3 separate regions of the Homo sapiens genome follow, and regions 1 and 2 are each linked to region 3. The links are chromatin loops, found by intact Hi-C in ENCODE. Cell type or tissue: IMR-90. All regions are shown on one strand.

Region 1 (8,000 bases), 290 kb after region 3:
GCGGACACCGAAGCCTGGTGCTCTGTGCGAGTCCCGTTTCCTCGCCTCTCAGCTGTGTGACTCCAGGTGCAGAGGCCCCGCGTGGGGCAGGAGCACTGCAAGCGAGAGGATGGGAAGGTGGCCGTGGGCCTGGCAAGGGTTGGGGAATATGGTGAGAATGGTGCCCATGGGGTCACGCCAGCCACACACACTTTCTCGAGAAGTTTCAAGTGGAGCCACAGGGCCATTGTGTGTCCTGAATCATTGCTCTGGCTGAGGGAGTCTGGGGACCCATGAGGGCCAGATGGATGGGCTCAGATGGAGTGGGAGGCCATTGGGAAGTGGCTGGTAAAAAGCCTCATGAGGGCAGAGCCCCACTGACCCCACACAGTTACCCATGGTGTCCCCTTCCCCACGTGGTAATTCTGGACTGTTCACAGTGGCTTCCAAGGCCTTTGGGATGGGCCTTGCGTGCTGCCCTTCTGCTGGAAACCCTCCCAGCCATTTGAGGTCCTGCCCTCTGCTCACCTTGTTCCCTGTGCCCATGACATCTCCCCACCTTTTCCTGGCTGCTATGTACTGGTCCTATAGGGGTTCCTTAAAGGGTGCATCTTCCAAGCCACTCCTGTTGCCCTCCTCTGCAGCCACATCCCTGCTCTGCACACCCCCACCCCAGCAAGTGTGTGTGAGCTCTGTAGTCGTGTCATGGCCCCAGTGATGTCCTCATTCTATCCCTGTCCCTTCATGGCAGAGTGGACTTTGCAGGGTGACTAAGTGAAGGATCCAGAGATGGGGAGATGATCCTGGGTTATCCAGGGGCCCCGAATGTGATCACAAGGGTCCTTCTAAGAGGGAGGCAGGAGGGTCAGTCAGCGGAGAAGACAGGGGGATGGAAGCAGAGCTCAGAGAGGCTGAAGGTGCTGTGCTGCTGGCTTTGAAGACGGAGGAGGGGCCACAGCCCAGGAACGCAGGCAGCTTCTAGAAAACCGGAGAAGGTGAGGAATGAATCAGCCCTAGAGCCTCCAGCAGGTATCAGCCCTGCTGACACCTTGTTAGCCCGGTGAGACTCCTGACCTCCAGTGCTGCAAGATGTCACACACGTGTTGCGCTATGCTTGTGGTAACATGGCACCACAGTGCAGGATGCTGACACAAGCACCAGCACAGCGCCAGGCCCTGGGGTATAGTGTGGATAAGATGGACTGGACCCTACCCTCCTAGGGATGTCCCTCTAGGAGGTGGAGGTGGGGAAATGGGGACAGATATTAGGCCATTATGGCAGAATGCAAGTGTTTAGTTAGAACTGTGCTAAGTGCGTAAAGAGAGCTAAAGGCTACATAATAAGTTGTGAGCCTACCTAGGGTATTAGCAGAGGTGTCCCAAGGAAGCTCCCTGTGAGCCGAACCCCAAAGGATGGGTGGAAATTAGCTTAACTAAGTGGAGAGGTGGGATAGTCATGGGCCAAGGCCCCAAGGCAGGAAGGAATAGGCCTGGTCTGTGGGTCTGAGAGGATGGAGAGGGCTGAACACGGGCCAAAGGAGAAAGTTAGGGAGGGAAGGTGGAGTCCTTGGCAGGGGCTCAGCTCAGAACAGGGGGAGCCCCAAAGGATGTGAGGCAAGGGAGCAATGAACAAATCTCACCATTGTAAGATCTGAAATTCAGAACGGTGGCATAGGCCAGAGTAGGACATTGTGAAAAAGAAACAATTAGAGAAGCAGAAAGAGTGCTTGGAAATGTCAATTATGCTGCTGAATTAAAAAAAAAAAAATCAGTAAAAGATGGAAGTAAATCTCCCTGAAAGTGGAATGAAGACTGAAAGACAGAAAATCAGAACACCCAAGAAACATGCAGACTCAATCCAAGGACATCCAATATCCTGCTATTGGAAGTTCCAGAAAGGGAGATGAGAGGAAATAGAGACTAAAGAAAGGGCCCACTGAGAACCTCTAGCAGAAAAGAGCAGCCACTGTGTCATCATGCCCTTCAGGAACAGCAGAGATAAAGACAACATTCTAGAATCTTCTCAAAGAAGTAACAGGTGATTTTCCAAACATGGGCCTCTGAACAGATCAGTCTTTGGTAGAGAAAATTTATGAAGAGAGATGCCTTCAAAATTGTGAAGGAAAATAAAATTCTATACCTAGCCAAAGTATCTATCAAGGGTGAGGATACAGTAAAGACATTTTCAGATACTCAAGAACTTATAAAATTTTTCCAAGTCACTGCAGGAAAAAAGTATAGAATTTGCTTTCTATCCCTTTTCTTAGAAGGTTCTGGAGAATGCACTCCAGCAAAACGTGGGAGGAAACCAGGGAAAAGGAAGGCACCAACAACAAGGAGGCAGAAGACCCTACACAGACAGAACAGGGAGGTCCAAGCCCAGCAGCTGGCTCAGGGCTACAGGCCTCCAGCCCAGGCAGCCCAGGCAGGAGCAGAGGACAGGATACTCCTGAAGAGGCCACCCAGGAAGAGAAAATAGGTGGGACTGGGAAGAAAATCTGCAACGGAGCTTCCAAAACAGCGGAGGATCTCCCTGAGGGAGGTGTTGTTAGAGAAGAGAGCAGAGAAGCAGGAGAACCCAGAAAGGAAATGTGAGCACAGTATACCCCCTGGCTCTGTGGGGGACCCAGGCAGTGGGCATAGATTTCATCAAAACAATGGGGAAGCTGTGCTGGACAGTTAGAGGGTGGACAAAGCCGAGGGTGGGGTGAGAGCTTAAGCCTCACCTTCATACAAGGAAGATTCTAGTAGCTAAGATTGACAAGTCGAGAAACCATGTGGCCAGCATGTCACCAAAAGCTGATAAGAGGACCAGTGATGGGCTTCCCGGGAGTGGAGCTGGGCATGCACACTAAGGCCTGGAGGCTTGTGCTTATCCATCATATAGCAGGCCTGCCCTTTCCACAGCACAAACACCTTGACACACACCGTCACACACACCCATATTCGACACACACATTCACACAAACACACCCAGACACATGCATGCACATGGATAACTAACTCTTCCAGCAAGAGCCACCCCCTGGCTGAAGTGTGAGGCTGTCCATGGAGGGGCCAGAGTAGAGGGGAGGTGGGTGAGGAGGCTACGCAGAGGCCCTGGGAGGAGGGAGGCTAGGCCCAGGGGTGGAAAGAAGACAGATACGAGAGGGGATTTGGAGACACAATCCCCAGACTTGGGGACGAGCTGGATATGGTGGTGAAGGAGGGGAGTCTTCAGGAAAGACCCCCAGGTTCTGGCTTGGCCATATGTTGGAGGCTGAAACGATTCATCCAGACAGGAGCAGGGAGGAGGACACGCAGGGCCTGAAAGGTTCTGAGGTGTCCACGTGGAGGTGTTTGCCCGGCAGTTTAGGCTGCAAGGCTCAGCAGGGAGATTGGAGCTGAAAACAGAGGCTGCAACATGGAGGTGGTACCTGAAGAAGGGGTGTGGATGAGGTTGCCTGGCAAGAGATTGCAGGGAGAGGAGAGAGTGAGAATGGGGCCACTCAAGGGGTGAACAGGGCCTTGCAGTACAGGAAGCAGCTGGGGGTGGCGGGAAGAAGACAGTCAGGAGCTTGGGCATCCTAGAGGCCCCCGGGACAGCTTTGAGGAAGGAACGTCCCCTGGGTTCCACACCACAGAGCCATAGAATTCTGTACTTGGCCTGTCTCAGTGCCGTGCCGCATCCATCCTGCCCCTGGCACCGGAGGGTACACTGATCAGGGACACGAGTTCCCCTGCCGGGCACAGAGCAGGTTCCCAGTGAGTTCTGGGGCCTCAGTGACTGGGCAAGGACAGGGGCGTTTGGACAGGGGAGGCCGGGTGTGGATGGAAGCTGTACGATGGGGCCTGGGCCAGGGATTGTGGGCCAGCTCCGAGCTCAGACATTGGTCTGCACATGTGGCTGGTGCAGGAGGCGCAGTGTGCTGGGCCTCAGCCTGGACACGGCTGTCCCATGCGCAGAGACAGGGTCACGGTGGAAAGAGAGTCCAGAGAACATGGGAGGTGCCGTTTCCCTGCGGCGGGACTGGGGCTGGGGCCCGGCTTCCCCGACCCTGCTGTCGGGCGTGTGCCTTCATAGCCCAGGAAGCCAGTTCCTGGCAGGGTGGGCTCTGCAGCCAGGCCGCCAGGGTGCAGACCCAGACCAATGGGAGGCCAAGGGAGGCCCGCAGCCCAGACCTTCCGAGCCCTCAGCCTGCTCAGCTCAGTGTCCTTCCAGGGAAATGGGCGTTTCCTGTGGGAAGGTGCCAGGGGCCCCGGGTGCTGGAAGAGCAAGCACCACGCGGGGGGGTAGGGGCGCCCCAGCCCTCTACTGGCCAGTGTCCCTCCAGTCGTCCAGCCCTTGCTGCCAGGGGCCCCGCCCATGTGCCTGGAATCACACCCTGGACGCTTCCTTCTTTGGGTTAGATGTCGTCGTCTTCAACAAATATTTTCTGAATGTCTGCTATGTACTAGACTCTGGGAACACAGGGGAAAGTATGTGGACCTGCCCATGAGGAAGTCAGTACAGTGGGGCCATGAACAATAAACAGACAATTAATTATCCTTCGCGGAGCTGCGCGGGGGCAGCTCTCCCAAAGCAGTCAGTCATTCACACTTCAGTATGAATGAGTCTCCGGGTACTTTGCTCAGTAACGGACTGGACCAGCGCGGCCTCCACGCCAGGGACTGGGGCAAGGGTGGAGTTTGGAGTAAAGAGAGAGGCAGGGCAACCCCTTTCCACAGACACTTTACCACCTCCCCACATTGACAAGCTGGCTCCCCAGGGCCACCCGGAGCCCCTTCCTCAGATCCTGTCCCCATTGGCATGGTCTCAGCCCCTCCTGCCCCAGTACCCTCTCCCCGAGGCCTCGTCCTCCCCGCCATCCTGGAAACGATTTTGTTGTCTGCAGAGATTATGTGTAACTGCCTGTGAGTTATAAGCCTCCACAGCAAGCAGCCTGTTACCTAACCAGGCCTGGCTCATGCCAATGTCTTGAGTAATTATTGGGGGGCGGGGGCTGTCCAGCCCGCAGCAGAACCTCTCCGAGGGAGTGCTATTGTTTTTCATGTCAGCTGCATTTTAAGGCTACATTTCACGTCAGCTGTGACTTGGAAGGAAAGAGGGCCCGGCCTTTGAAAAATGAAGAAATTGAGCCGGGGTTGGGGGCGGGGAGGGCAGGTTAACCCTTCGGGCTCCAGTATTCCCCAGCTTCCCAGGGTCTCCTGGCAGTAACCAGGCCAGCTGGGGGTCAGAACCCGCGGCCAGGCCCAGCAGCCGCCTCTTGGCAGCGCTGATGGAAACCGCCGTGCGGTTCCGCGCAGACAGTCACGGAAACTCAGGCAGACCCGGCGTTGGGTGCGCCAGGCCGGTGTGGGAGCACTTTCCCCCGCCCCCTCCTGCTGCTGCTTCCCCGAAGGCCTCCCCAGCAGACCTGCAGCTGGGCACCCACAGGGTAGAAATGCCCTGGATTGGCTGTGGCACAAGAGGGCTGGCCCAGCACACCCAGCCCACCACTGTGCTCCCAGAGGGAGAACAGAGAGGGGTGCAGAGGGCCAGAGAGGCACGGGGCTCCCCTGGGCACCCCTCGTCTTGGGGCCCCTGCCCTGCCTCCACTCAGAATCCCACTATGTGCTTGGAGCCATGCTGGGTGCTGGGGAGACACACTAACCACTTCCCCATATGCTCACAGCCAGAGAGACACACAGGCCAGCAGCCTGTAAACCACTGGGTGTGGGGTGTCTGGTCCTGGAGTGACAAGGACAGGGAGGAAGAAAGCCAGGCAGGTGGCCCATGAGCCGTGGAGTAGGTGGGGAAGGGGACATCTCCAAGGAGGTGACATCGGAGCAGTCCTCTAAGGAGTTTGGAGTCATTTTCAGTCACTCACAAGCCACAGGAGGGCTTCAGCCTGAAGCTCAGAGGTGATGTGCTTAGATGTCACAGAGCCGGGAGGGGAACAGGCTGGGCTGCAGAGAGGAGGCCAGGCACAGTCACCTCGTGTTGCTGTCCCCCAGGTAGGAGATAAGGGACCAGAGTCAGGGCAGGTGGGAGAAGGGGAGGTTCTTGGTTCAGCTGCTGCTGAGACAGTGACCCTGGGGACAGCCCAAATAAGAGAGAACTTTGCCACCCGCAGGGTCCCAGAGTAGCAGAAGCTTCAGGGCTGATGTGTGCCTGGTGAATCAGCCTGGCCCCAGACCTCCTCTCTCTGCTTGCTTTCCTGTCCACAATCCAGTGCTTCTGTCCTATGGTCCCCAGCGGCTGCTCCTGCATTCACCATCACATCTGCATTCCAGCAGCAGGAGGGAGGTAAAAGACATGAAGGACAGGCCCCACTCCTGTAAAACCCTACACAGAAGCGGCCCACGTCATCCCCCTTTCTGTCCACCCGCCGGAATGTGACGCACGCCTGAGTCGCTGCAAGGGCCCCTGGGGACGGAGTCTCTATTCCAGGCAGGCAAACACTCAGCTTAATTCAGGGTTCTGTTGATTAAAAAAAAAAAGTGGGGTCGGGGGGGCGGGGGAGAGCGGCTATGGAGACAAGTGGCTGTTTTGCCAGAGGGAAAATTCCACATGTGGCTTGGAGGCCAGACCAGAAGGACTCAGATAGGAGTTGGGCGCTTGAGGGAGGAAATGGGGGTACACTTCAGCGGCTCAGGCCAGGGTGTAAGTAGCAGGTATGTGGTGGTACTGTTTTCCGGAATGAAGAGGAAGGGGCGGGCAGAAGGCAGCGAGAGCTTTGTTTGGGGTGTGTCGAATTCAAGATGCCTCTGAGACATGGAAGTGGTGAGGTCAGGGGCCGGGAACCCTATGGTGGTGTTGGCCCTGAGTCCAAGCCAGGCACCACCGGGCACATAGAGGTCTTGAAAGCTCGAATGTGGGGAGGCCAGCAACAGAGGGAACACTACCTGCAAAGGGGCGAGGGCAGGACAAAGGCTGGCAGCACCACACAGGAGCCAGCAGGGAAGGGGCCACAGCCGGGACTCAGAGGAGGCAGCCACGTGCAGAAAGGCACCCATGGGAACATGGCTCCTGGGAGCTGGAGGACCTCAGCAGGCAGGGACTAGCACCCAAGAAGAAAACTCTGAGAAGTCAGGACAGGAGATGGTGTCGTCAGGGGGCTGCTGGAAGGTTTGGTGACCGGAGCAGCAGGTGCCAGAGCTGAAAGCACTGGTTAAACGTGATGGGTAAACACATGTCTATTTCAGCTTCTTTGAATCCCACTAAGGTGACAGTAAAGGCATGAAAAACATGGAAACATGTAAATCAACTAGGGTAAAGTGGTCAGGAGAAAAGAGGAGACCAAAAATATGTTGACAAAGGTTTGGAAGCTGGGAAGCAGGAGGACAGATGGAGACTGGCCTAGGAGACTGGAGAGGGTAGACACCAAGCCCTGCAGGAAGAAGAGCCACCAAGAATGAGGCAGTTCCCAACCCAGGACCCTGACAGGCAGGTCTCACCCCAGCCCATGAAGCCAGATGCTACTGATTCTCAAGCTCAGCTAGAGACAGGTTGAGTCTCCAGAAAAGCTGAGCCTGAGAGGTTCTGAACTTGGAGCCACCAGGAGCAGTTGTGGGTGGGGCAGGAGCTCTCGTGATGAAAACAACAGGGATTCAGTAAATGCATTCAAGCTAAAAAGGAAGACCTCCTCCCCCACTTCCCTCATCAACTCCCAGAATGCCCGGTGGGGCACACCATTGTTTTCAGAACACCAGCAATAAAGCAGACACTCCACATTTCCAGAGAGAAAAAGTAAGTCACACACAAGAGAATAGAAAATCAAAACGGTATCCAATTTCTTAACAGCAATTCAGAAAGCTAGCACATAGTAGAGAAATGCCTTCAAACATCTGAGGGAAAAAATGATTTCCCATCCAGAATTCTATACCTAGTCAAACTCTCAGGTATGAGAATAGAATAAAGACATTTCCAAACATGCACAGTCAAAAATTGTATCTACCACATGCCTTTTCTCAGAAAGTTACTTGAGGACGTGCTCTAGCAAAATGAGAGGAAAAAACAAAGAAAGAGAAACACAATTCAAGAACCAGGGAGACTCCAAC
Region 2 (8,000 bases), 460 kb after region 3:
TCATCTTGTCAATAAGGCACTTCCCTCTCTACCTATTTCATATTGCAACCACCAAAGTCCCTACTCCTCTGCACTGTTTTTCAAAAGCACCTGCCACCATTGAACTTGTTCGTCTGTCTCCCATAGCAGAAACAAGGACAAAGACTTCTGTTTTATTCTGCGGGAGGCCCCAGTACCTAGAACTGTGCCCAGTACATAGAAGATGCTCATGAATAAGTAAACAGATGCAAATCACTGAAAGCTACTTTTCGGTAACTGAGTAAACAAGTACTATTTTAATTATTATACTTAAAACCTTTGCACATAAAAGTGCACAGTCATTCTTTCTACCACAAATTAAACAGAAATTATCTCATCTTGTTTTTGAACAGGCTTTTCCAGATAATGCACAGCGCATTTTTAAAAGTCCCAAGGACATGAAATGAACATACATTTCGTTTTTAACAGTTAACAGGGGATACTTGTAAGAAACTTAAGGTTACACAGGAAGTGGTCAAAATCAAAAAGTAAAGATCACAAAGTGATCTTTCGTTGTTTTCATACTATAAAAACACAATGCCTCTGTTACTAAATGCAAAATGTAAAGCTCTGGCAAACAAAGTAAAGCAACCCTGTTCTCTCTTAAGAGGGCAGGGTGGAAAACCAATGACTGCCAGATGAAAACTAATTTATATCACCACAAACTATTTCTTAAAAATTTCATTAGCAGCCAAATACAAAATTATTTACTATCTACCTACTGATAAGGGTTTTCCATTACTATATGCTCAAAGACAAACCTTACAACTATAGTTTCGGGAGGCATAAATTTGCTTACCTCAGGAGGTCCCACAAAAATTCAGCTGAGGCCAGGTAACAGCAGTTTCCTGCAGAGATCAGCTACTTCCTATCACCATAGTGGTCGAAGAATCAAACGAAGTAATATCAGATTTCTACTCTGGAAGCCTAAAACACTTTTCCCTTTAAGCAAAAAAGCAAGCATTCCTTAGCTAGCAATCTCAGGCCAAACTCCCAACAAGCTCATCTCTGCTGTCTTATTCAAATATAAACCATCATGGTTTCAAGCAGTAACAGCACTCGCCTATTTCACACAGCTGACGCCTCTTAGGCCGTCAGGAATTTAAATCACCTTCTTGCCCACAAAGTATTTTTCTTCCAAAACAAACTGAAAAATATAGGCTCTTTGGCAACATTTTTGGAAGTACAACATAAACTTATCACAATAATTTTTAAACTGCAGACAACTAAAGGGAAGGAAGAAAAGCACTACTATATATACATACATATTTGAGGTCACCTCCTCCTGATGCTAGAGACTATCAACTGCTCAAAAGAAGGAAAACAAAATAAAGATTTCAGTCCCCACACTTAGCTGCGAATAGCTAACAAAGGGAATTAACATGCGGTCAATAACAAGAGGCTACTAAAAACTCTGACAGGTTAGGAAGTTTTCATTTCAGTTTCAAATTCAAATTCATACTGTAAAGTGGTGATGAACACATCCCATCCGCAGGTACTTAACCTCCATACAAATAAGAACTACCTCTCATATGGGCAAAAAGATCAAAATTCTACAGAAGAATCTGATGGCTAAATGGCTAATTTGCAAAACACAATGCCCTGTACATTTTGAGGACATCCTAAAACATGTGTAAACTTTTCAGAATTCAGTTTACCAAAGTTATCAAACTTAAAAATGATTAAAATTTATTTGCTACTGCAAAGAATTCAACCAATTTCTCCAATGACTACTCCATATTCATTTTGAAAAACAGTACCGGATTTAAAGCTTACACAACAAAATTCACAAAAGTGTTATATGTGCCTATATGACATATAGGCACAAATAACTGCAGACATTCTGAAGCTAACACTGCTCAACCAGGAAAAAAAAAAGACTGCAATTGGATATGTAATAACAGCTATTTAAGACGGCAGTAACGTGTTAAAATGGTTCATAAAAATCACATCATAAGGCCCTGAAATTCTAGTAAAAATATCTCTAAGTAAACTTGTGAACTACTACTAAATAACTAATTTTCTCTCTCTCTGTAGTCACTCATTTTATCTTTGGATTACTTTCCCATTCTATCACCACGTTGCTTTCTCTGAACTTCATTTTACATTTGCATATTATTTATTCCATTAGCAATTGCTCATCCCAGTCTGAATCTCAAAATTCTACTATAGGAGGCATTTGGCATTCTGTGGAATAAGAGAATTTTGAGATGGAAATGATCAACCAGCTCAAAACCTCGTAAGCTAGAGTTCAGTTAAGCTTAGCACAATGATGAAAACAATTTCTCATTAAAACTTCTTTCATTCCCTCTACAGAAGCAGTAACCCTGGGTACAGTTAAAACTGCCTGGGTCTTTAAGCTTTGTCACCTCGGACAAGTCATTATACCTAACCTCCCAGGGCCTCAGCTTCCAGAGTAGTTAAATGGAAAAACAATAGCATCTATCTCAGGTTATTAGATTATGAAATGAGTTAACACACGCAAACAGGCTGAAAGAGTCCCTGGTGCGCAGTGCAGGTATTAGTCATTTAGAGGTATAGTTACTATTACAGGAAGGTAGTAACTTAGAAAGACTTACCTTTAAGGTCCAACAACCTAATCTACATATTTGTATATTTCTAAGGTAAGAGAATTTTTAAAAGTCTATTTTCACCCCGTAAACCTAATGCAGGAGGATAAGGCACGGGTTACTACAGGAAAAAGTAATGCAGACTGGGGGATGCGAACCAAAGCACAGACGAATGTGCCCCGACGATTCCTCCGAGAACATAATGAAATGGCGGACCTTCCTGCCAGAGGAGCGCACAGTCACCCAGGCAGGTGATGTGACACACACGTTAGGGTCTAAAGGTCCCAAGGCTGGAGTCCCCTTTACTGGACCCTAAACATGTCTGCCTCCTGCCCCGCAATCAGACTTAGAGAACTGTGGACGGTGGAAAGTCTTATCATGACCAGGCCATCCTTCGCTGGGGTGAACGGAAAGCATTCAGAAGGGGAAAATTGAAAACAACAAAGACTCTGGTCAGGTCAAAAAATACAAATGTGACCTCTTCCACCATCTCTGAACTGAAAGAAAAGCATGGCACTTTCCCATCCATAACATGTACAATTTTTTTTTTTGGAGATTTTGCTTTTCCCTTGTGAAAGACGGTTTTAAATAGTAAACAGACTTGCTGCCCACCTTGGCTGGGAAACCAAGTCCCGTGAGTAACTAGTCTAAGGCCACTCAGGCCAGTCCTCGGGGAGCGCACGCCGCCCAGCTCGCTCCCACCGCACAGCTCCCAACAGCTAAGAAGCAACGCCAAGGACTTTCTTCCCCGTCAGACATGCCCTCGGCCACACCAAACTGACATCAAAACCCCAGTTAGCCCAGCCTGACCCCACAGAGGCTCACGATGACAACCGCCCTACGGAAAAACTCAAATTCCTAAACATCTAATAAAGAAGTCCTGGACGTCTCCACCTTAAAAACGGGAAGCCTGAACGCTCCGGCGCGCCCGGCCGTGTAACCGCCACAGCCCCCGCACGCGGGGCGGGCTGGGCTAGCGGGAGATTTGAGCGGCCGCCGCCTCTCGCCGTCTTCGCCTCCTCCAAGGGGCCGCCGCCCAGGAGGCCGCCCGCGGCGCAGAACAAAGCGCCTTGACCTTCAGTGAGGCGGGCAGCCGGGCGAGGCGCGCCGGGAGTTGGGAGGGGCCTCCCGCCAGCGCCCCAGGCCCGGGCTCCAGGCCCCAAGCCCCAGGCCCCGCCGCGGCCGCCGCTGCCTGCCCCGACCAGAACGCGGCCCCGCCCCTGCCCCACCGCCCCGAGGCTTCCAGAGATGGCCGCCGCCGCGCCCGCGCCGGACCCGCGGCCCCACCCGCCCGTCCGGGCCCGGCCGCCCTCCCCAGCGCGCCGTTACCGGCCCAGCACCCGTGTCTCCGCACCTCACGCCTCCTGCGGCAGTGGCGGCGACCCTAGCTTCGCTCGCTTTGGGGCTGCGCCGCCGTGGCCTCCAACAACGCCGGCTCCCATTGGCCGAGGCTCCTAGCTCCTCTCTCCGCGAGCAAGACAGGCTGCGATTCGCCGAGCGCGGCGCAAGTCAACTGCGCTTCGCGCCGCAGTCAGCAACCAATCACAAGCCTCCGAAGAAACGCCGCGCCATATGCAAATATTCCTCCGCGCGGCGCGCGCCCTGCGTTCCTCCGCCTCTTTAAATGGGGCGGGGCAAGGTGGAGACCGCGTGTGTGGTTCCGGGGGGTCCCGGGTCCCCGCTCCCGGGACCTTCCCCGGGTGGCACCACATCCTCGCGGGACACTGGGCACCACCCCTCTCCGTGGGCCCCGGCCCCAGCCGTCTTTATCTCCTGCGCCCTCCCAGTTCCCTAGTTCAATCCCGTCCGCGGCGGGTCGGTGCCTCCAGCACTCCGTGCGCCCGCTGATGTGAGAACCCCACCTCCCATGTCGTCCCCTCGCGCTACTCCTTGAGAACATCGCGGAGGGCCCCTCCGCCTGGGAGCCGTTTTCAACCAGCCCCGTTAGTGGTTGGGACGTAAGCCTAACCCCCGCTCATCCCCCAGGTCCCAGGTTGGAGAACACTTCCTCTGCGAAGAGGTCGGGGCTGGGTCACCTCCGCGGACAGGACGGGACTAGCCACTGCCTGCATCTCTTCCCCCACGCCCTGAGCCCCGCAGTGTCCCAGCAGCCTAGTTCTGGCCTGCGGGAGACCCTGTCGGACAAGGAGGAAAAGCAGTGCGCACTGGGCCCTCAGATCAGCCCCCTGAAGCAGAGCAGGGCAGAGGGCTGGGGAGGAGCTGGCCTGTTTCGCCCGCCCTGTTCTCCCTCTCATGGTGCCCTCTGGGCTGGGGTGAAGGTACCAGCCCCAGCCTGTGCACATCACATTTTGTAGAAAGGCATCCAATTTGATTGGAAAATAACCCCTACGCTGGGACTTTTGAGGCTGGTTCATTTCCATGTTCAACCGTGCCATTGGGGGTCTTCAAGTCTAATGTGCATTTTTTTCAGAAACGTTCTCTTTTGGGATGACGTTACTTTTGAAACAATTGCTAATTATTATTATTATTAGCAAGTTATTCCTGTAATGGGGAAAATTTGAAACCATTTAAAGGCTCCTGGTTGAGGGATTAAGAACATAGCGTCGGTTATAAACCTCAGAGGTAAGCTGGGAGGCTGAGGCAGGAGGATTCCTTGAGCCCAGAAATTCAAGTCCAGCCTGGGCAACATAGTGAAACCTCATCTCTAAAAAGAAATTAATGCGGAGCGCCGTGGCTCAGGCCTGTAAACCCAGCACTCTGGGAGGCAGAGGCAACAAGTCCAGCCTGGGCAACATAGAGCACCCTTCCCCTGCTCCAAAAACAACAACAACAAAAAATTACCCAGGCGTGGTGGCTCAGGCCTGTAATACCAGCTACTTGGGAGGCTGAGGTGGGAGAATTACCTGAGCCCGTGAGGTCAAGGCTGCAGTGAGCAGAGATTGGGCCACTGCACTCCAGCCTGGGTAACCAGAGGGGGACATTGTCTCAAAAAGACAAAAAAAAGGCCGGGCGCGGTGGCTCAAGCCTGTAATCCCAGCACTTTGGGAGGCCGAGGTGGGCCGATCACGATGTCAGGAGATCGAGACCATCCTGGCTAACACGGTGAAACCCCGTCTCTACTAAAAATACAAAAAAATTAGCCGTGCATTGTGGCGGACGCCCTAGTCCCAGCTACTCGGGAGGCTGAGGCAGGAGAATGGCGTGAACCCGGGAGGCGGAGCTTACAGTGTGAGCCGAGATCGCACCACTGCACTCCAGCCTGGGCGACAGAGCGAGACTCCATCTCAAAAAATAAAAAATAAAAAAAAAACTAATTAAAACAAAAAACATAAAAACCCCTCAGAGGTGACCGGTGCATGGCTGAGGCCTGACCCACACAGCGTGCTCAGTCCTGTCTGGCCATCTGTGTTTTAGGAGAGGGTGTGTGTGCTCTCAATTCCTATTTTACTTATTTAGACTTTCAGACTTTTCTACAAAGGTCATGCTTTATGCTTTGCGGAAGCATAAACAATGATAGAAATGACACAAGAACCTGGGCATTTGAAGTTTGGAGGGTCCTTCCTCCCATCTAATAAAGTCTCAAGACCATTTGCAGTAATGGGATCCCCCTGCTCCTGGATGTTGGGGTTGGTGGGGGTGGCATCCGGGTGGGTGGATCCTCTGAGGGAGCTGGGCCTTGGGGCTGGGGGCAGCTGGACCTGCTCCCTGGGAGATCTGCTGGAACTGGAATGATTGTGGTGGTGGTGTTTTTCTCTTGGTGGTTGGTGGTTTCTCTCCTTGGAAGATTCTCATTTGGAAATAGAGTCTTCACAGATGCAATTAGGTAATGAGGTCGAGTGGGCAGATTGCTTGAGCCCAAGAGTTCGAGACCAGCCTGGGCAACATGATGAGATCCCATCTCTACCAAATATCTAAAAATTAGCTAGGCATGGTGGTGCATCTATAGTCCCAGCTGCTTGAGAGGCTGAGGTGGGAGGATCACTTGTGCCTGGGATTTAGAGGCTGCAGTGAGCTGTGATCATGCCACTGCACTCCAGCCTGGGTGACAGAGCAAGACCAAGACCCTGTGTCAAAACAAAGAAGTCCCCAGATGACACTGACATGCAGCCAGAGCTGAGGGCCACTGGGATCAGGACTCCCAGGGTAGCTGGCGCTTGGTGAGTTTCATTCCTGTTTTCCCAGCGCTGCCTCTGCCAGGCCTCAGGCATGAGCCCACCTGTCTACAACCCCTCTGCTGCCTCAGCCTCCTCCAACCTGGAGATCAAGAGTCCCCTCCAGAGGCTACCTTGCCTGTAGTTCTGCTCTTGGCTGCCTTGTCCTCACTGAGGCTCCGGGAGACAGTCCCGGACAGACACCACGTGTTTCTTCTTCACATTGCCAGCACCCGGAAAAGTGCCTGGCACTTGGCGAGCTGTGCCCTTACCTGGGCGCTACTGACAATGGCTACACCTTGGCCTGGAAGTAGAGGCAGCAATCACTGCCCCATTCAACAGAGGAGAAAACAGAGAAACCCCTCTAACGCCCCCAGCTAAGTGGCTCTGGCCCTGGAGGGGGCGGCCATGCCCTTCACCTGTGGTGGGGGCGCTACTCCTCAAAAGACCTCGCAGCCGCCAAGAGCTGGAGCCGAGGCCTCAGAAATGCCCAAAGCCCCCTCAGTAGGCTGGGGGCTCAGCCTGTGGGGCATTAACAAAGTGGGGCCCTGGAGACATCCAAGAGAGGTGGCTGGTTTCTCCTGGTATATGGAGAACAGAAAACACCCATGGCGTACTCCACACAAGAGGGGTGCGCAGACAGGGAGTGCCTTTGCAAGCTTCCCGGCCTCAGAAAGAAGGCATCTGGAAGACTGTACCCCAAATGTTGTAGGGATTTGAGAGGTAGGGCACGGGGTCTTTCAGTTTCTACTTTATATTGGAAGTTTTCCGTATTATTTATTTTTAAATAATGAATACATGACGTTTTTATAGTAAAGACACCAAAGATTGCTCTTTGGGGAAAAACAGGAAGATGTAAATCTGGCTCTTACAGCTGAACAGAGCTTTCATGTACAGAAAAGAAACACTTTCCACAGGCAAACTAATATTATACAAGAAAAGTGTCCACCCCACGTTGTTCCAGAAGGATCTGCTGCAGCCTGACAGCAAGAGATTGCAGGGTAGGGAGGTGCTGGGGTCCTCTTGGGGGCCAAGCCAATGGCCTGGGCCCAGCCAGCCTATTGTCACTGCAGGCCCTCGGACCCAGCCTGGGGAGACTGGAGGAAGTCAGGGAAGGGCAGAGAGAAGGCGCACCGGGCAGTGGGCCCTCAGAACGGGGAAACTCCAGGCAGAAAAGCGGCCCAGAATCACTCTGAATTGGGGGGCGTGAAACAGGGGCCACAGCCTGGCCCTACTGCAGTCCAGGTGGAGCCAGGCCTTCACCAGCTGTGGGGACCAGGCGTGCCCCTGGCAATCTGGA
Region 3 (8,000 bases):
TGCCATCACCTTATCCAGCCCCGGGAAGAAACTCGAAGGCCGCGGGTGAATAAACTGGGGGAGACTGACATCTCGGTGGTCTCCAGGAGCATGGTGTGTGTGTTTATGGGCAGCATTTTATGGTTTCATTATGTAGATTGCAGGCAGTTTAAGTCTATTCCTCATCATAATAATATTGAGAGAATAAGTTGTTATTGTTGCCATCACATAGGGAGTTTCTAGTCTATCATGTTTTCCAGGCACTTTCCTGGCGTCTGCGAAAGCTGTTAATTTCTGCTACAGCCTGTGGTCCTGCTACTTCTCGTGACTGTGGTCGTAGAAGTTTTTCCCTCTGTCCTTTGCATCTTTTGCGTTTCCAGATAAGGGATGCCTTCCAGGAGGGCAGATTGCTGCTTGGGTCTGTCCAGAGCTGGGGGTGGTACCTGCGGCCAGCGGGGCCCTCCTGGCTTCTGTGGGCGGGCCGGCTGCCAGGCGGGGGGTGCGCACCTCCCGTGCTCAGGAAGGGTCCTTCAGGTCCGATGCCTGGCGTGGTTTTACGGTGACCATGTGGATTCTGGTCAGGGGTCTTTCCTGCTTCTGTGAGGTGCTCCTGTCAGTGAGGGGCCCCCCTTGCCTTCCTGGAATAAACCCCCTTGGTCCTGGCGTGTGAGTTTCATGTCCTATCACATTGTACTCTCATGCTTTGTTCAGACTTTTGCACTGCCCTGTGAAGTGGGGTGTGTGTGTCATCTTGTGGTGCCATCTTGGTTGGGGTGAGGCCGTCCTTCCCCCACAGGGCGATGTCCAATACCCTTGGCAGCATGGGCCTCATGTTTTATGGGGTCCCCAAGGTACCTGCCCAGGATCCCCAAGTCCTCCTCACCCACCACAGACCTGGCTCTCAGATGAGCACCCAGCCAAGTCTCTGGCCATGTCTAGCAGGAGGATGTTCTGCCCCGGCCAACTGACAGGGTTGGCTCAACTGCAGGAGTGGGCACGGCATGTCCTTTGCTGGTTCTGCCATGGGGCGGGTCTGTGGGGGGTCCCTGACCTGGTAGTTGTCCCTGGAGGGCCTGGGGCCAAGGATGCCAGTGGTTCCCAGGCTGTGAGAGCCGCGCTGCCAAACATTCCCCTGGAGAGTCTCCGTGTGAGGCCCTTTGTACCTCTGCAGGTGTGTGTACATGTGTGTATGTGAGTGCCCACATGCACGGGAATGTGTACACGCATGTGCGTGTTTATGGGTGAGCTGTGTGCTTAAGTGTGCATCTGTATCTGAGTATTATGTAAGTGTGCATACACATGAGCACGTGGGGACTTTCACGCATGTTTGGCTCTGTTTCAATGTGTGTACATGTGTGCACATGTGTATCTGAGCGTGTACATGTGTGAATGTGGCCACATATAGGCACATTGTAGTGTGCGCCTGTGAGCATGTATTGTATGTTTATGCATGGCTGTGTTGTGTGTATTTATGTATAGCTATGTGTCGCTGCGTGTGTGTACCTATGTGTATGTACGTGTGTTCATGCCTGTGCTGTGTGTGAGACGTGAGATCCTGCCTGTCCCATCCCTCACGTACTAACCTGGATCTAGGTGGTTAGCCCCTCGCCCCCAGGTGGCCTGGGACTTGCCTGGTTTTAAATGGAGCCCCGGTGCTAACGTGAGCCCACCCAGGTGCTCCTGCCCAGCCAGGGCTGTCTGTCAGCACCACAGCGTCCAAGTTCAGGTCCTCACTTCCTAGGTGGTTATCTCCCAGGCAGCTGGGAGGGCGAAGCCTGGAGAAGCCTGCACCCAGGCTGGACCTGCAGGGACCTTCAGACGTGCCCTGGGCTCCACATGCCCGTCTGCAGCTCGAGAATTAGACGTGCCCTGGGCTCCACATGCCCGTCTGCAGCTCGAGAATTAGACGTGCCCTGGGCTCCACATGCCCGTCTGCAGCTCGAGAATTAGACGTGCCCTGGGCTTCATGTGCCCGTCTGCAGCCCTAGAATCACCAGCAGCACCCCAAGGCCCCCATGCGGCATCTAAACCAGGCAGGGGACAGGGGCATGGAGCAGACCAGGTAGGGTTGCTCCCTAGGATGCAGCCCTGCCCAGGCAGGAGGGCAGACCCTACACAGTGCTGAGCTGTGCCCCCAGGGAAGCCTCCAAGATGGTCCTCATCCCAGCAGCCCTGCCCACTGTCTGCGCATCCCTGGGGTCTGTGCGCCACCTGGTGGCTATTTGCTGAACTGTGGCCACAAACCCCTGGTCAGCAGGAACCGGCCCTTTCACTGCCCTGCAGCTCCCTCTCCTCCGGGGTGGCATGGCAGAGAAGCAGCCCGTGGCCCCAAGCATAGAGCCCCCTTTCTGCTGTAGTCCCCCTTGCAGTCCCCTCTGCCTTTTCCACTGCTTGGAAGGCAGAGAGACCCTGGCCGCCTCCCTTGTCCCTTTATCTGTCATGCCAGCTGCCTCCCTGCCACACCTTGCGTCTCACCAGGCAACCCTGCAAACAGCAGCTGGGGAGGACTTTCTAAGACAAAAACCTGATCATTCCAGAAGCTCCCTGTGACGTTTAGGCTACATTCCCCAAGGTGGTGCCACGTTCAGGCCCATCACCTGTAACACTACCCACCCCACCTCACCCAGCCTGGGCTCACTCACTCCAGGCCAAGCCTTGGACATTCCTGGCTGCCCCAGGGCCTTTGCAAGCCCTCTTCTCTGGACCTGGCTGTCCTCGGGAGTGTCAGCACTCAGCCTCTTGTCAGGTTTCAGGCCTCTGCTTGGCACTATCCTGCACACCATCCCCGCCGACCTGCCCTGTTCTGGGTTCATGGGGCTCTGGGAGGCTCACAAGCATCTGTCTGCCTCAGGCCATTCCACACTCCCTGAGGGTGGGACCCCGTGGCTGCGCTAACCCCACAAGCTCTGCATGGCGCTTCCTGGCCGTGCATGTCCCTCCCTGCATCAAATGCATAGGCCAGAGTTGCCCAGCGAGGATGACCCAGCTTGGTATGTGCTCCCGGCTTCAGCTGCCCCTGCGTGATGGAGACACCCTCCCACTCGCCTTGCCACACTTCCCAGCAGTCTCTCGAAGCACTGGCCGCGTGGAAACAAATCCTTCAAGGGGATTTGAGGGTCCAGCTGTCACTCAGTCATGGCCATGGTGGGGGCACGTTGGGGACACAGCAGAGAGTGAGGCAGCCGTGGGCCTGGCCTTGACAGGCGGATGTACAGACACATCAGGGCCGAGACTGAGGCGTGGGCTCTGGGTGGGGAGACAGTGACCACTTGCTTGGAGGAGGGGGCGCTCAGGTGGGAGGGGCACAGTGAGAAGGAGGTAAGCTGGTGCTGGCGGGGCAGGCAGGGACCCCTCCCAGGGCTCACAGCTTCCAGCGGACAGCAGGCACAGGGCTGTGGGGATCAGAGCACAGGCAGAAGTCACCTGACAGCAGGTTCCCGAGGCTTCAGGCCTGGAGGAGTGAGGACGGCTGTTGGGTTCTTGATTCCAGCAGAGGGAGGCTGTGCAGGGTTGCAGGAAGGACGGTTGGGGGCGCTTCGGGGAGGTACGAGAAGCAAAGGTGTTTGCAGCCCTTGGGGCCAGGCGGCGGGAAGGCCTGTAGACGCCAGAGGGCGCTCGTGCTACATGCAACTCAGGAGCTGCTGGCACCCGCCAAGGAGTGCTGAGCGCGGGGAGCCCAAACCACAGCCTTGGGGAACCCAGGAGGGGCCGGGCGGGTGCAGGACCCGCATGAGGGATTCCGAGAGCACGATGTTTAAATGTTGGGGGAAAAAATGGATCAAAGCGATGTGTTCCCAGGGAGCCCCTGTTTTCTCGTTTCTTTTCGTACGCCCAGCTTTGCAGTGCCAGAAAGCTGTTATCTCAGCACTGCTAAGGAAACCCCAGCGCGGCCTCGGAGGGATTAGGCATTCTGCTGAACCAGGGATATGCGGTGGGCCTGAAAAAGCCATTTCGGGAGGAATCTGGTCTCGGCTGGGGTCCGGCCGGCACCGTGAACACCACGTGAACACCACGTCGGAAATCTGCTGGGCAGGGAGATTTCCTCAAGGCCTCCCAGGGAGGAGAGCCACTTCCTGGGCTGCAAAGAGGGCCCCAACCTGGCTTCTGAATTCAGAGGGGGCTGTGTGTGCACGTGTGTACGTACGTGCATGTGCACGTCTGTGTACCCATGTCTGTGGAAGTGGCACACGTGTGCATGTGTGCACTCAGTGTACGTGTGCGTGCCTGTGGGTAGCTCCGTGCGCACATGCGTACACATATGCCTGGTGTGTGTGTGCACACGTGTGTCTGACGTGTGTGTGCTTTGCGTGTTCTTGCCTGGGAAGGAGTTCCCGGTTTGGGTGGCTCTCCTGTTTCTTGCCGAAGCCAGCTGCTGCTAGAAACTGGCCCCCTGCTCTCTGCAGTAAGAGACCCTGCCCTGGCCCAGGTGAGGGCCTGGCTTTTGTCTCCAGGATCACAGCTTTTGTCAAACTCCACACAAAGAGAGAGGCACTCAAAAGCACAACACAAACACGGCTAGTCCGCGCCTTTGGTGGTGAACATACCAGGGAATTGTCCTGCAATGCCTGTGGTTAAAAAACCCCGTGAGCTGCGGCCCCGGAGGCCTAGGGGATGAGGTCATCGCTGCGGCTTCCTCCCCTCTGCTGAGGCTCCCTCCGCCCCGCCCGGTGGCCCACCCCTCCCGCCAGCTGCAGCCTCCACTGCCTGGGTTTCTGCTGCGCCTTCAGCACACAGCGAGGCCTCAGTTTCCCTCCCAGCTCAGAGCAAGGCCTCAGTTTCCCTCCCAGCAGCAAAGTGAGACCCTGTAGGGAGTCTCTGGGCCTCCGTGACGGCCCTGGGCGGCCCTCTCTGTGGAACAAGGTCGGGTCCTGTCCTCAGCGCCCTGGCCTCCACTTGCTCAGGGCGCCCGCAGGCCCGCAGGTCCTCACCTGGTGTTTTTCACCTGGGACCCGCAGCTGCTCTGATGAGGAGCCTGCTCTGCGCACGGCCTGGGGCGGTTTCCCGCAGCACCATTTCTGCCGCTGCCGGGAAAAGACGCAGAGCAAAGGCACCTTTGCCCAGGTTGGGGAACCAGTGGGTGACTCAGGATTTTCCTCCACCCACCCCGAGGTCTGACTCCCTCTGCAGCTGCCGCCCGCTGAGGGTTGTCTTCCTCCCTGCCTGCCTCGCCCTGCCTGGTGAGCTCCTATGGGTCTGACGAAGCCCCGTCCTGCACACTTGCTTCGGGGGCAACTCCCCACTAGACTGGTTGCCCAGGGACGGGGGTACCCACTCCCTCCTCAGGGCTGCAGGGTGCTCTGGGAAGAGTTGTGTCCCTCTGTGGGCCTGTGGGCTCACTTGCCTTTTTGTCCCTGTCACTTGGGAGCTACCCAGCTAAGACCGGTCCCCACCACCCAGGCCACTCTGAGGCTTCAGAACGCGGTCGTCTTCTCCCTGGCAGGGTTGTTTCCGCCTGCATTTGTTCAGCCAGCAAATCTTTATTAAGCACCTACTGTGTGCCAGGATCTATGTGCAAGCAGCCCATGGGCTCATGAAAGGCAGAGCTGGACTGAGATTCCGCACCCCTGGGATCCTCACTGCAGGGCCCTGTGTATGTGCGGGCTGGAGCCCTGGTTCCTGTCTGCACTGAGCCCCTGGAGCTAGGCCCAGAGGACTTGACAGATGTGGGCCCTCTGTCTGCACAGCCCCCAGGGCACGGGGTGGCCTGCAGCTCTGCCCAGCCAGACTTCAGGTCACTGCCCCATGAGCCTGTAGGAGAAACTTCTCACTCATCTGTCCTGAGACCTGCCTGGAGCCCACCCCAGGGAGACAGAGGCTCTCGGAGCCTGTTCAGGGTGAAAGGACGCTAGACACTGGCCTGCAGGCTTTGGGCGGGTAAGGGTAGCGAAGGTGAAAGTGGACCAGGGGCAGGTGGAGCAGGGTAGGCCCAAGTGTCTGTCTGGGGCAGCTGGGGACACCCAGGTGGGCTGAACTTCAGCTGCCACCCAGCTTCAGCTGCCAAGGCTCCTCCCGGGTCAGGGTCGACCCCTGATGTCCCGGCAAGAGTTCCAAGAACAAAGGCTCAGAATCCACCAAGCGGAACTTGAAGCCACTGCCCTGTGGGGACAGGAGAAGTGACTTGGCCGGCTCTCCGGAGCCCAGTGTTGATCACTGAGGACCACCGGATACAAGTCCCTCCTGCCTTCCCCTTTAGTGACACTGAAGCTGTTGAAATCCCCATCCACCAGGAGCTCCTGGTCCTGGGGAGCCCTGTGCAACCCACTCACTGCCTTTCAGAGCCCTGTGGCGTCTCTCTCATGCGCTGGCCGTAGAGCTTCCTGAAAGCATCTCTATCACCCACTCTGCACCTGAGAGAGGGCGGTCAGGTGACTGGTACCCCCTGAAGACCTGGGACCAGGCCCCCTGCCTCTGGGAATCCATCAAAATGCTCCCTTCTGAGGCCGCTTTGCTGGGCGTAGGATCAGCCTTGCTTTGAGGGCTGTTTAGGAGAGGAACCCCGGCGCTGCTGCTCCCCGGAGGCAGCCAGTGCTTGTGATGGGCACCCTGCCTCCAGTGTTCTGCTTCAGGGTGTGGGATGCACAGCTGGGGGCAGGGGCGCTGCTGAAGCCACAGTCTCAGAGCCTGAGGCCCACGGGGCATGGCATGAAGACCCGGTGGTTCTGTTCCCCCGGGACAGCCTTGGTCCAGCCTCACTGGCCACATGCTCTGCCGAGCACACCCGCTGCTGTCCCCAGCCACCCAGCCCCATGCACAGGCCACGCGGCGACAGGGGCTGCTGAAGGAAGGCTGGTCCGCTCCCTGCCTGTGACAGGAGCTCAGGCTCAGGGCAGCAGGGGCGCTCAGCTGGGCCGCGGCTCCACGGTGTTAAGGGATTCTAGAAATTTCCTGCTGTGCCAGGCTGCAGCAGAGACTCCGGCCCCACCAGGCTTCCTGTACTTGGTGATAAACACACCATCCGCACTGCCTGCGGCTCTTACAGGAGTCTCTCGTGCACCATTGCTCAACCCCCGAGAGTTATGGAAGGAAGGGAGGCTGGGGTGGGTGCCCCGAGTGCCTTGTTGGAGTGGAGGCTGGCGCTGCCCTGCCCCACAGGGTGGCTGGCAGGGCTCAGCAGTTGCCTGGCCTGTGGGGGCAGAGGACCTGGGGAGACATGCTGAGCCCTCCCAGCGAGACACTGAGGGTCGGGAGGGTAACATGTGATTTTGAGGCCACCCGCTACAGCTTCTTGGGACCTCCCTCTCTCAGGCGGGTCTGGAACCCAACAGAGCTGGTTTGGGCCACAGCAGTGGCTTCCCAGGCTGGGCTTCAAAACCGGACACAGGGCGTGGCTCTCCCTCCCAGCCTGCCAGAGGGACCGCTGGGCCTATCTCCAGCCACGTGGGTCGCGAGAGTCGACCTGGGCTGCGTGATGGGGGACCCCAGGCTGGGCGGCTTAAACCGTGGAGGTCGCCCTCTCACAGCTCTGGACGATGGAGGGCCGAGACCCAGGTGTGGGCAGGGCTGGTTCTTCTGAGGCCCCTCCCGGCTTCTGAGGGTGGCTAGCAACTGTCTTCTAGATGTAGTACCCCAATCCCCCCCAGTCCCTCCCTTTACCTCACAGGGCATCCTCCCTGCGTGTGAGTCTGGAGCCAAATTTCTCCTCTATGTAAGGACACCAGTCTTACTGGATTGGAGGCTACCCTACTCCACTGTGACCCCCCTCCTAACTGATCATATCTGCAGGGACCCCATTTCCAAACAAGGTCTTACTCTGAGTACTGGGGATTAGGGCTTCATCATATGAATTTGAGGGCAACCCAGGGGTCTCCAAACCATGGCCCACAGGGTGGCTCCCTGTGTGTGTAAATAAAGCTTTATTAGCACACAGCACCACATACTTGAGGGCCTAATGCCTCTGGCTGCTTTGTGCCATGGCAGATTTGAGTCCTGCCATGGAGACCATGCAGCCCACAGGGCCTAAGATTTCTACTACCTGACCTTCCAGGAAAGGTTTGCCACGCTATTTATTTAGCAGGATAATT

The links. A loop is a pair of places that touch in the nucleus more often than their neighbours do. Peaks named below come from ENCODE experiments on the same cell type or tissue, not always from the same donor. Only the 100,000 strongest peaks of a DNase experiment are listed, where the experiment ranks them.
Region 1: it touches region 3 in a loop (9-fold over the local background); 3 of 110 quality-filtered maps call a loop at or near these places.
Region 2: it touches region 3 in a loop (11-fold over the local background); 4 of 110 quality-filtered maps call a loop at or near these places.

Annotation. Positions count from the first base shown.
Region 1 is chr11:2,821,194-2,829,193 of GRCh38, forward strand. The region is part of intron 15 of KCNQ1 (potassium voltage-gated channel subfamily Q member 1); the gene reads left to right. Among named protein-coding and RNA genes, the nearest start is that of KCNQ1-AS1, 36 kb to the right of the region's middle. RefSeq lists an enhancer at 6,372-7,272. In IMR-90, no CTCF peak of the experiment used is centred here; DNase peaks (open chromatin) are centred at 4,438, 4,948 and 5,298; H3K27ac peaks cover 2,466 bases.
Region 2 is chr11:2,988,312-2,996,311 of GRCh38, forward strand. NAP1L4 (nucleosome assembly protein 1 like 4) reads right to left here and starts at 4,018. Exons shown (of 16, transcript NM_005969.4): 1 at 3,943-4,018. RefSeq lists enhancers at 2,587-3,443, 3,988-4,282. In IMR-90, no CTCF peak of the experiment used is centred here; a DNase peak (open chromatin) is centred at 4,090; H3K4me3 peaks cover 2,950 bases; H3K27ac peaks cover 2,090 bases.
Region 3 is chr11:2,529,373-2,537,372 of GRCh38, forward strand. All of the region lies in intron 2 of KCNQ1 (potassium voltage-gated channel subfamily Q member 1), which reads left to right. Among named protein-coding and RNA genes, the nearest start is that of KCNQ1, 88 kb to the left of the region's middle. RefSeq lists enhancers at 3,324-3,433, 6,184-6,684 and a silencer at 4,190-4,350. In IMR-90, CTCF peaks have their summits at 2,194 (motif pointing left) and 3,580 (motif pointing right); DNase peaks (open chromatin) are centred at 3,559 and 4,569; H3K27ac peaks cover 670 bases; H3K27me3 peaks cover 105 bases.